2 separate regions of the Homo sapiens genome follow, and region 2 is linked to region 1. Evidence: chromatin contacts called from ENCODE Hi-C or POLR2A ChIA-PET data. All regions are on one chromosome and are shown on one strand. Each heading gives the region's core, a stretch centred on a gene start or an enhancer-like site at or near the end of the contact. The rest is flanking DNA. Distances are from core to core; before and after follow the strand shown.

Region 1 (4,918 bases), core at 1,293-3,792:
GCCACTAAACCGGACTCCTCCTACGGGAAAAGCACTGCGTGGTTTCATCTCTGTATCCCCAATGACTGGCACATTGACTGGCACACAGAAAGGAGCTCAATGATTCTTATTTTGTTTTGTTTTGTTTTGTTTTTGAGATGTAGGTTGGCTCTTGTCGCCCAGGCTGGAGTGCAATGGCATGATCTCGGCTCACTGCTACCTCCACCTCCCAGGTTCAGGCAATTCTCTTGCCTCAACCTCCTGAGTAGCTGGGATTACAGGCGCCCACCACCACGCCCGGCTAATTTTTGTATTTTTAGTAGAGATGGGGTTTCATTGTGTGGGCCGGGGTGGTCTCGAACTCCTGACCGCAGGTGATCTACCCACCTCGGCCTACCAAATTGCTGGGATTACAGGTGTGAGCCATCACGCCCGACCTTCAATGATTCTTTTCCACATATACTTAGCAAATTACAATGACACTATGACTACGGATCTAAGCATTACAAAAAATTTTAATGAATGTTTAATGGCAAATGCTAAATTTTTACATATACTTTCCTTAAAGTCTTTTAACTTAGGTGGCAAAAAAGGAAAGGCCACATTACAATCAATGTTTAAATGGAAGGACCAGGCTGGGTGTGGTGGCTCATGCCTGTAATCTTAACACTTTGGGAAGCCGAGCCATAGCCAAGCTATGATCACGCCACTGCACTCCAGCCTGGGTAAAAGAGTGAGACCCTGTCTCAAAAAATAAAAATAATTTTAAAAAAGGAAGGAACAGGCCAGGTGCAGTGGCCCATGCCTGTAATCCCAGCACTTTGGGAGGCCGAGGTGGGCGGATCAAGAGGTCAAGAGATAGAGATCATCCTGGCCAATGTGGTGAAACCCCGTCTCTACTAAAAATACAAAAATTACCTGGGCATGGTGATGCACGCCTGCAGTCCCAGCTCCTCAGGAGGCTGGGGTAGGAGAATCGCTTGAACCTGGGAGGCGGAGGTTGCAATGGGCTGAGATGGAGCCACTGCACTCCAGCCTGGCGACAGAGCGAGACTTTGTCTCAAAAAAAAAAAACAGCAACAGCTGATTCAAATAATTCATGTTTATATTTCATGCAAATCACTAATGTCCCTGGACCACTGCCAAGCTCAAATTCAGGTAGATCAAGTAGTAATTTCCAATACTCCCACAGCAGCAAGGAATATAAACAGCATTGTCCTGTCCTCCCAAACTCATCACTGGGGCAGGTAATTTCTCCCCATGGCAGGATATGAAGAGTTTAAAGCTGAGTCAGTTCACCTAACACCATATTCTGAATAAGGAAAACAAGATTCACTGGAACCTGACCTAGAAAGGTAAGTTTCCACCTAGGCATCTCAGCAGTTACTTTAGATTTGTACTGTATTACATGCACAATATATATATTCTTTGCAAGGTTGAGATCCTTGTCAACTGAGAACTTTCAAATGACTCTGTCACCTGGTAAGTATAGAAACAGTAATAACAGAACTGCAAAACAGAAAAGTTCTTAAATCACAATCTGGAAACTTTATCAGCACTACTAGCGCTTTCAGGATACTTCACTTTACAGAAACATAAGCACTGACGACACATTTAAATCTTTTATTCATTAAGCAATTCAATAGCATTAAAATGGATTTATCAGCCTTAACTGAAAAAATGTAAATGTATTATCATATACATTTGAGTCAGCAGCCATCTGGATAGAAAATGGAGAGAAATTTGGAACAAATGGAATAACATACTTTGATTCTGCTATATTGAAGGCTAAAAGAGTATGTGGCTAGAAAAAGTAATATATCACATTTAAATATAGTCTACTGGAAAGTAAAGTTTATGGTAATTCTTTTTACACTAATAAAACCCCAAATTATATTCTCTTTTGAATCATACTAACAAAGATACTCTACCATGAAACTAAATGAGATTTTAAGTAAAGACCCACCTAACAAAACAACATACTAAAAATAACTTCTGTATAACGACACAAAACAGTCTCTAATAATTTATATCACACAAGAACAAAGGTTTTCATGGTGATGAGATGGATTCTACACTGTATAAAGGGACTTCCATATGTTTATTCAACAAAACTCAAGGAAGATACACAAATTCTGTCCATAACAGCTATGAAGAAATCAAAATCCTGTTTCCCTTTTGTTAGATTCTATTCTCCTAATATTCATTCCTGTCACAGGGACTGCATTTATTTCCCCCTTAAAAAATAGAAATAAAAATCTGGACAAGATCTGTGGTGCAATCATTTTCAAAACACTGACCATCAACAAGGATCTTGGTCCCTGAGAGATGGGAAACAAACCAGGTGAACCCTCTGACTGCCCCAGCAAACTGCCTGGAACACATTTCCAGGCCAAGGTGCTGGGAGCAGAAACCAGGCAGAGTCTGGAAATGGAGCTGGGAATCAGAGGTCAATAAGAGGATGGTGTTTTCAGGGAAGCGTAAGAGACAGGGAAAGCCACCCAACAAGAACGCTCCTGGTATTGGCAGTCTTCCCTCCCATACTCGGCAGAGTCACGTTCAGCCTGTGTGTGTGAAGAAACCACGTGAGGATGGGGAAAGAAGCACCCAAAAGGATTAGAAGAAGAATCCTCAGGGCTCACACAGAAGAGTTCCTGCTCCCACCCGCCAGAGAGGGAAAACCACGCAGAGCCCTTGGGAGGAATCTGCCCGAAAAGTGGGCAGAATCAGTGCAGACCCTGCTTACCCTGTCCCACCTCCCAAAGCTTAAAGTAAGACCCAAAAGGATCAAGCTGTTTCCAAGTAATATGCCTGGGTCCCAGACTAAAGTTCAAGGATGTTTATAGGAATAAAAAGAAAGATACCCAGTCATCAACAAGGTAAAATTCACAATGTCTGGCACACAATAAAAATTACCAGAAAGCAAAGAAGCAAACAAAAACAAAAGCAAACAAAAACAAAAGACCCCAAATGAAGAGAAAAATCAGTCAATTGAAATGTACACAGAACAACAAAGACAATGGAACTGAAAGTCAACAATATTAAATTAGTGTAACTATATTCCACATGTTCAAAAAATATAGAAAAAATGTGCATCTTAAGGTAGAGATATGGAAACCAAATCAAATAACCCAAATTGAACTTCTAAAGCTATAAACTTTAATGATGCATGTAAAAAATACATTTTCACTTTTTCACTGGATAGATTTAATGGTAATTTTTAAATGAAAACGAATAAGCCTGAAATTGAAGACACAGCCCACAAAGGAAAAATAAAACACAAAGAGAAAGAGACTTCAGGGTAGGTCTAATATATATATTTAGTTAGAGCTGCTGTTTAAAAAAAAAAAAAAAGAGGAGACAGGATAAATATCTGAAGAAAAAAACTGACTTGAATTTTTTCCAAATTTGATAAAAACTGTAAATCTACAGATATGAAAGTCAATAAAACACAACCAAAAGACACACAAAGAAAACCACACCAGTCCCATCATAATTAAATTTCTTAAAACCAAGGAGAGAGAAAAATCTTTTTTTTTTTTTTTTTGTAAATATGTATTACATCCCTAGAAAAAGAATTCCAGGATTTTCCCTGCTGTGTGTTTTCATCTTGCTTCCTTATGGTCCATGATGCCAGCCGAGGTTGTCAGTGCAATGAAACCAAACTGGCAGGATGGAAGCAGATTATTCTGCCATTTTTCTAGATCTTTGAGTTGCACATCAAATCTGAGGCTGATCACTCCACACTTGTTTAGCCCGCCTGTGAGGTTCACAACAATTTTCCCAGCTCTGTGATCATCAATGATTTCAAATTTGCCAATGTAACTGAGTTAGGAGTTTTTCCTGCCGATGGGTTTGTGGTCTCGCTAACTTTGATGAATGAAGCTGCGGACCTTCACGGTGAGTGTTACAGCTTAAAAAGAGTCCACGGACCAGGAGAGTGAGCAGCAGCGCAGTTTACTGAACAAAGTGAAAGGAAAGCTTCCACGTGGTGGAAGGGGACCCAGAAGGGTTGCCGTTGCTGGCTCGGGTGACTAGGGCTTATATCCCTGTGTTACCCTCTCCCCTTTCTTTCTTTTTGTCCACTGAGAGTGGTTCTTTTTTCAATCCTCCCTTGGAGTGGTTAATTTTGAATCCTTCACTCGACTGGTTAAGAACTCAAAATCCTGAGTCACCGGGGTCTCTTGCAAAAGTCCCCCGGCCCAGGAAGTCCCCCCAACTCCACCCCGCATAATCCGTGCTGCATCATCACAGTGAGAAACGGGCAATGACCTTGGAGCACAGCTTAAAAAGCACCTAGCGTTTGCCTCTTTTCGGCATTGTTGATGCTCTTGAGAATGTCAGCCAGGACATCCGTGTGCACTGTCAGGCCTCTGAGCCCAAGTTAAGCCGTCATATCCCCTGTGACCTGCACATATACATCCAGATGGCCTGAAGCAACTGAAGATTCACAAAAGTGAAAATAGCCAGTTCCTGCCTTAACTGATGCCATTCCACCATTGTGATTTGTTCCTGCCCCACCCTGACTGATCAATTGACTTTGTGACAATACACCCCCTCCCAGCCCTTGCGCTTATGTACTTTATGATATTCCCCCGTCCTTGTGAATGTACTTTGTACGATACACCCGCTCCACCCTTGAGAAGGTACTTTGTAAGATCCTCCCCCTGCCCACAAAAAAACTGCTCCCAACTCCACCGCCTATCACAAACCTATAAGAACTAATGATAATCCCATCACCCTTTGCTGACTCTTCGGACTCAGCCCGCCTGCACCCAGGTGAAATAAAAAAGCTTTACTGTTCACGTAAAGCTTGCCTGGTGGTCTCTTCACATGGACGCTCGTGACATGCACCACTGTGGTGGCATGGAAAGATGGGGGGAAGAGGAGAAAAATCTTAAAAGGAGTCAGAAAAAAACACATTACATCAAGAACAATA
Region 2 (4,918 bases), core at 893-3,392, 45 kb after region 1:
AAACACAAACACAAAGCACTTCATAAATATCTCAATGAGTTATAAGCTTCTTCAGTAACTAAAATTAAACAAAAGCTTGGCTGGGCACAGTGGCTCATGCCTGTAATCCCAGCACTTCGGGAGATCAAGGCAGGCAGATCGCTTGAGCCCAGGAGTTCAAGACCAGCCTGGGCAATGTAGGGAGACTCCATCTCTACAAAAATAATAAAAAATTAGCCGAGTGTGGTGGTGCAGCTACTTGGGAGGCTGAGGTGGGAGGATAGCTTGAGCCTGGAGGTGGAGGCTGCAGTGAACTTTGACTGCACCGCTGCACTCCAGCCTGGGTGACAGAGCGAGACCCTGTGTCAAACAAAACAGAACAAAACAAAACAAAAGCTTATCACAACCAACAACTGTTACATTTTAGCAGGCATATAAATATGTTATGGCTATAATTTAATACATTATCAGAAGCAAAAATTTTAAAAAGCAGTGAATAACAGCAGAAATATAAACTATATATATATATATATATATATATATATATATATATATATATATATATAATTAACAACTAAATTTATTATGAGACCATACCAAGTACTGTATTTGAGTTTTGCAGGAAGAAGACTAGTTCATAAAAACAGGGAGGGAGGTCAGCTGTAGCCAAACCAAACTGTCTTTAAACCCAGAGTGAACCCAGAGCAAACCAAAAGCTCCCTGGATTGTTGAATTCCGATTTTGGTCAAACTGCCTTTAATATTACCTCAAAAAGTTGAAATAACTAACGAAAACCTTACTATCAACTATATCTTAACAGGTCCTCTCAATTACCCACATAACAGCGTAAATCGTTATTAAGCTCATAGGATCCTGAGGTTTCTATAAAACCAATAAACACGCATATATAGAACTCCATATGTTCATGGGGCATAGTTTTCAGAGAACCATCATAAAGAATAAAACAACAGTGGGGAACAAAACACACCCAAAAAACCTGAATAGGCACAATAAACTTATAATTAACACGGCCTTTCTGGCATCTTGTCAAACACTCTTCCAAGAGGTATTCTGCATGGTTTCAGCATTGTGCTGAAATAATTAGCATATATAACCCAAATACCACACCACACCACATTTACTGTATACCAGATCTCTAGCTACCTGTGTATGCTCAGCTACTAAACATTCTACCATCGTTTCCCCCTGAAGTCAAACAGCAGGACAGAATTGTTAAATACTTATTATAGCATGTCTCAATTGGCACTGAAAGTTGAAGAACCAGTTTCTAATTGAAGAGAAAAAAAGAATGGAAAATATTGCTTTAAAATAAAATTATCTCCCTTCCCTTGTCAGTTCAAATATGTGTTGGTATTAAAGAAACATCATATACAAGTTCTACTTCTGTTAAGTCCCTGGAATATTGCTTTAAAAATTAATGTTTATTACTTGAAATCCTATAAAAAGCTTCTGCTGTCCCACCCCTTTCTTGCACACTTAAAATTACATGGCTTCTTAAGCCAGGAAACTTTGGAGCAATAGCTGGTACCACCAAGTACACAAGCTGTACAAACTGGATTTAACCAGCCTAGTGTTGGTGCGACCTGCTTTTCAACACGCTCTGAAATACAGGAGCGTGCCAATAATTCCAGCTTTTCACATGTAGCCCTTCTTCCCTTTAAATACATCTCCACCAAAAAAACAAACAAACAAAAAACAAACAAAAAAAGCCTCAGATATTTAACCTCTACTAGTAATGTACCCAGTTCATATCATATTTTTCTAAGAGAATTCAATGCTATTTGTCTAGGTTTTTATTTGATAACAATAAGGTGAGAGTAAGCACAGGCAATCCAAGGACACTTACAGAGTGGCTCTGCAATCTGGTTGCCAGCAGAGGGTGACAATTAAGCTTGTGGGGCACAAAAGCAAAGGCTGAAAGATTATGACCACTCTCCCCACCACCTTCCCCCTCAAACACCACGTTTCTTCCAGATTCTAGATTTCCACTTGTCACACAGACTTCCCGCTGGGTGCCCTGCAGGTTCCTTTCCATAAACAGCATGGATTTCAAATCAAGCAGGGCACAAGGCCTCTATTCAGGGGCCTTCACCCTGTTACAAAAAAGCACAAAGGTGCAGGACAGCCTCACAATGGGCAAACAAATGAGCAGGCCCCGCCTCCTCCTCCAACACACGTGCACACAGTGTCTGCCCAATGCCTACTTTTTTTTTTTTAAAGTAAACTTCAGCTAGGAAATAGTAACAGGCTCAAAAGTCCTATGCATATTACCCTTTTATGTTTCTTTTTATTTTCTCTTCTTCGCTCAATGAACTGCTTTCTAAAGAGGCTGAAAAAGATCATTACAACTATAGTGGATAAACATTTCAATTTAGACATCGTCCCCCTAAAATAAGCAACACAGACTAACAGACTATGAAAGCTATCAGAAAAATGTATTGTGGCCTTATATTTCACTCTTTAAGGCTTTAAAAGTTCAAAATAATTAGATGCCACCAAAATCTCAAATACTATTCCTAACCACAAGAAGCTTTCAGCTATTAAGTACAGTTGGAAATAAAATCAAAACAAAATTTAGTGAGAACTATTGAAAAGGAAACGTGTTCTGCCTCAGCTTATGTTTGAACATAAGTATTAATTTAATAAGGGAGCACATAGAAAAGGTGCCAAGTTTAAACCTAGAACAATCAACAACTACATATAACTTACAGTGGGACTATAAAGTCTGTTTGGCTGTTTTAATAATGATATAAAAATATTCCATAAGAAACTTGAGCTTTTTCATCTTAAAAAGCTATATTTATTTTTTGGTACATACTTATTTTCATCTCAAGAAGAGCAAATACACAGTAAAAAGGCAATGACAGTATCAGAAAATAAAGAATATGTTCAGCATCATATTTTATAAACAAAGAAGCACAGCTTTACACTTTAAAACATTACTGCCATCTTTGGTTATTTGTAAGTTTAAGCAGCCAGTGAACACCAGTGTGTAAACCAATATACACATATAAATAATTACATTTATCTGCTGTATAGAATGCCATATTGTGGTAATACTGCAATGCACAAGAACCAGGCAATGGAAATGAGGTTTCCCCTTTCAGAATTCATCAGTACTGTTTTTCTACATCTCACTCACAATCTTTTAACCATTGATGGACTCTGGCCTTAACCTTCTTTATGTTACGAGTCAAAGGTTAAAGGGAAACTGACTCACAAACAAAGGTGTGAAAAAAGTTTAGCGTAGTAGTAATTACACATTTGTTTCAGAAATTTTCAGTTTGGTATTTCTTCACCCCGCCCCCCCCCTTTTTTTTTTTTTTAAGAAACAAGGTCTCGATCTGTGGCTCAGCCTAATCATAGCTCACTGTAGCCTCTAACTCCCAGGCTCAAGCAATTCTCCTGCCTCAGCCCACCCATGCCTCCCTAGTAGCTAGGACTACAGGCACATACCACTATGCCTGGCTGATTTTTTTTTTTTTTTTTTTTTTTTAAGACGGAATCTTGCTCTCGTTGCCCAGGCTGGAGTGCATCGCGCAATCTCAGCTCACCGCAATCTCCACCTCCCGGGTTGAAGCGATTCTCCTGCCTCAGCCTCCCGAGTAGCTGGGATTACAGGCATGCGCCACCATGCCTTGCTAATTTTGTATCTTTAGGAGAGATGGGGTTTCTCCATGTTGGTCAGGCTGGTCTCAAACTCCCAACCTCAAGTGATCAGCCTGCCTCGGCCTCTCAAAGTGATGGGATTACAGGCGTGAGCCACCGTGCCCGGCCTAATTTATTTATTTTTTTAATATTTTGAGAGATGGGGTATCACTATACTTCCCAGGCTGGTCTCCAGCTACTGGCCTCAAGTGATTCTCCTGCCAAAGTGCTGAAAATCAGGAATGAGCCACTGTGCCCAGGCCTCTTGTAACAAATGTCGTAGACGCTGACTGAATGCCTACTATGGGCTTATTCCCTTTGCGAGGTACTTGAACATATCACAGTATGAAATGAAACATGACCAGGAGGAAAACACTAGTATCCCACTTCTACTACAGGAAAGGGTAAAGATAACTATTACAAGGGCCTAGTAGAAAGGCCAGGAGCAGGAGTGCTTCTGTTTTCTTTCATTAGGAAATGAATAAAATCCAAATAGCAATATGTAACTTTGAATAAAATGCAGAATAACCAAAACGTCAAAGACACTTTTTAAAAAATTAAAAAGGGAAAACATTCCCATGGTATAAGCTTTGAATTTTTTTTTTTTTTTTTTTTTTTTGAGACTGAGTCTCGCTCTGTAGTCCAGGCTGTAGTGCAGTGGGCGCAATCTCGGCTCCCTGCAAGCACTGCCTCCCGGTTTCAAGAGATTCTCCTGCCTCAGCCTCCCGAGTAGCTGGGACTACAGGCATGTGCCACCACACCTGGCTAATTTTTTGTATTTTTAGTAGAGATGGGGTTTCACTGTGTTGGCCAGAATGGTCTCTATCTCCTGACCTTGTGAACTGCCCGCCTTGGCCTCCCAAAGTGCTGGGATTACAGGCATAAGCCACTCTGCCTGGCCTAGCTTTGGATTTTTTTATTTACCTTTCTGCAATTTTTCAATGTGTTACCAAGTTTAAATGTGAATTTAAATCCTTTTTCCTTTATATACAACTAGAGCATATTTTCTGTAAACAGCACGTTGTTCAGCCTCTTAATATATTGTAGAGCTCATTCTATATCTGCAACTAAATATCTACTTTATTCTTTTTTTTTATGGCCACACAACATTGCATTATTTGTAGGTGGAGTAACGTATTTAACCAGTCACTTATTGATGTACATTTAGGTTGTTTCCAGTCTTCCGTTCTTCATACAGCACTATAGTAAGCATCCTTACGCATATATCTTCACATGAAAATCTCTGTAGCATCAATCTTTACAAGTGAAA

What was found. Hi-C counts contacts between places; a loop is a spot of excess contacts on that map. ChIA-PET counts read pairs that join two places held with the same protein, here RNA polymerase II (POLR2A). Pooled maps may share reads with other maps.
Region 2: a loop to region 1 is called in a pooled map, with 2.6 times the contacts of the local background. The contact joins two enhancer-like sites. A Hi-C loop is called at or near these places in 2 of 168 maps with a recorded cell type or tissue (B cell and PC-9) and 4 of 50 pooled maps. POLR2A ChIA-PET finds 5 or more read pairs at or near these places in 7 of 52 experiments (B cell, GM12878, OCI-LY7 and 4 more).

The regions. Positions count from the first base shown.
Region 1 is chr6:156,975,700-156,980,617 of GRCh38, reverse strand. All of the region lies in intron 4 of ARID1B (AT-rich interaction domain 1B), which reads right to left. Among named protein-coding and RNA genes, the nearest start is that of MIR4466, 200 kb to the right of the region's middle. Within about 2 kb of position 2,542, at least 8 of the 41 ENCODE cell types and tissues checked have a DNase peak (open chromatin) inside an H3K27ac peak, as active enhancers do.
Region 2 is chr6:156,930,540-156,935,457 of GRCh38, reverse strand. The region is part of intron 3 of ARID1B (AT-rich interaction domain 1B); the gene reads right to left. Among named protein-coding and RNA genes, the nearest start is that of MIR4466, 150 kb to the right of the region's middle. Within about 2 kb of position 2,142, at least 11 of the 41 ENCODE cell types and tissues checked have a DNase peak (open chromatin) inside an H3K27ac peak, as active enhancers do.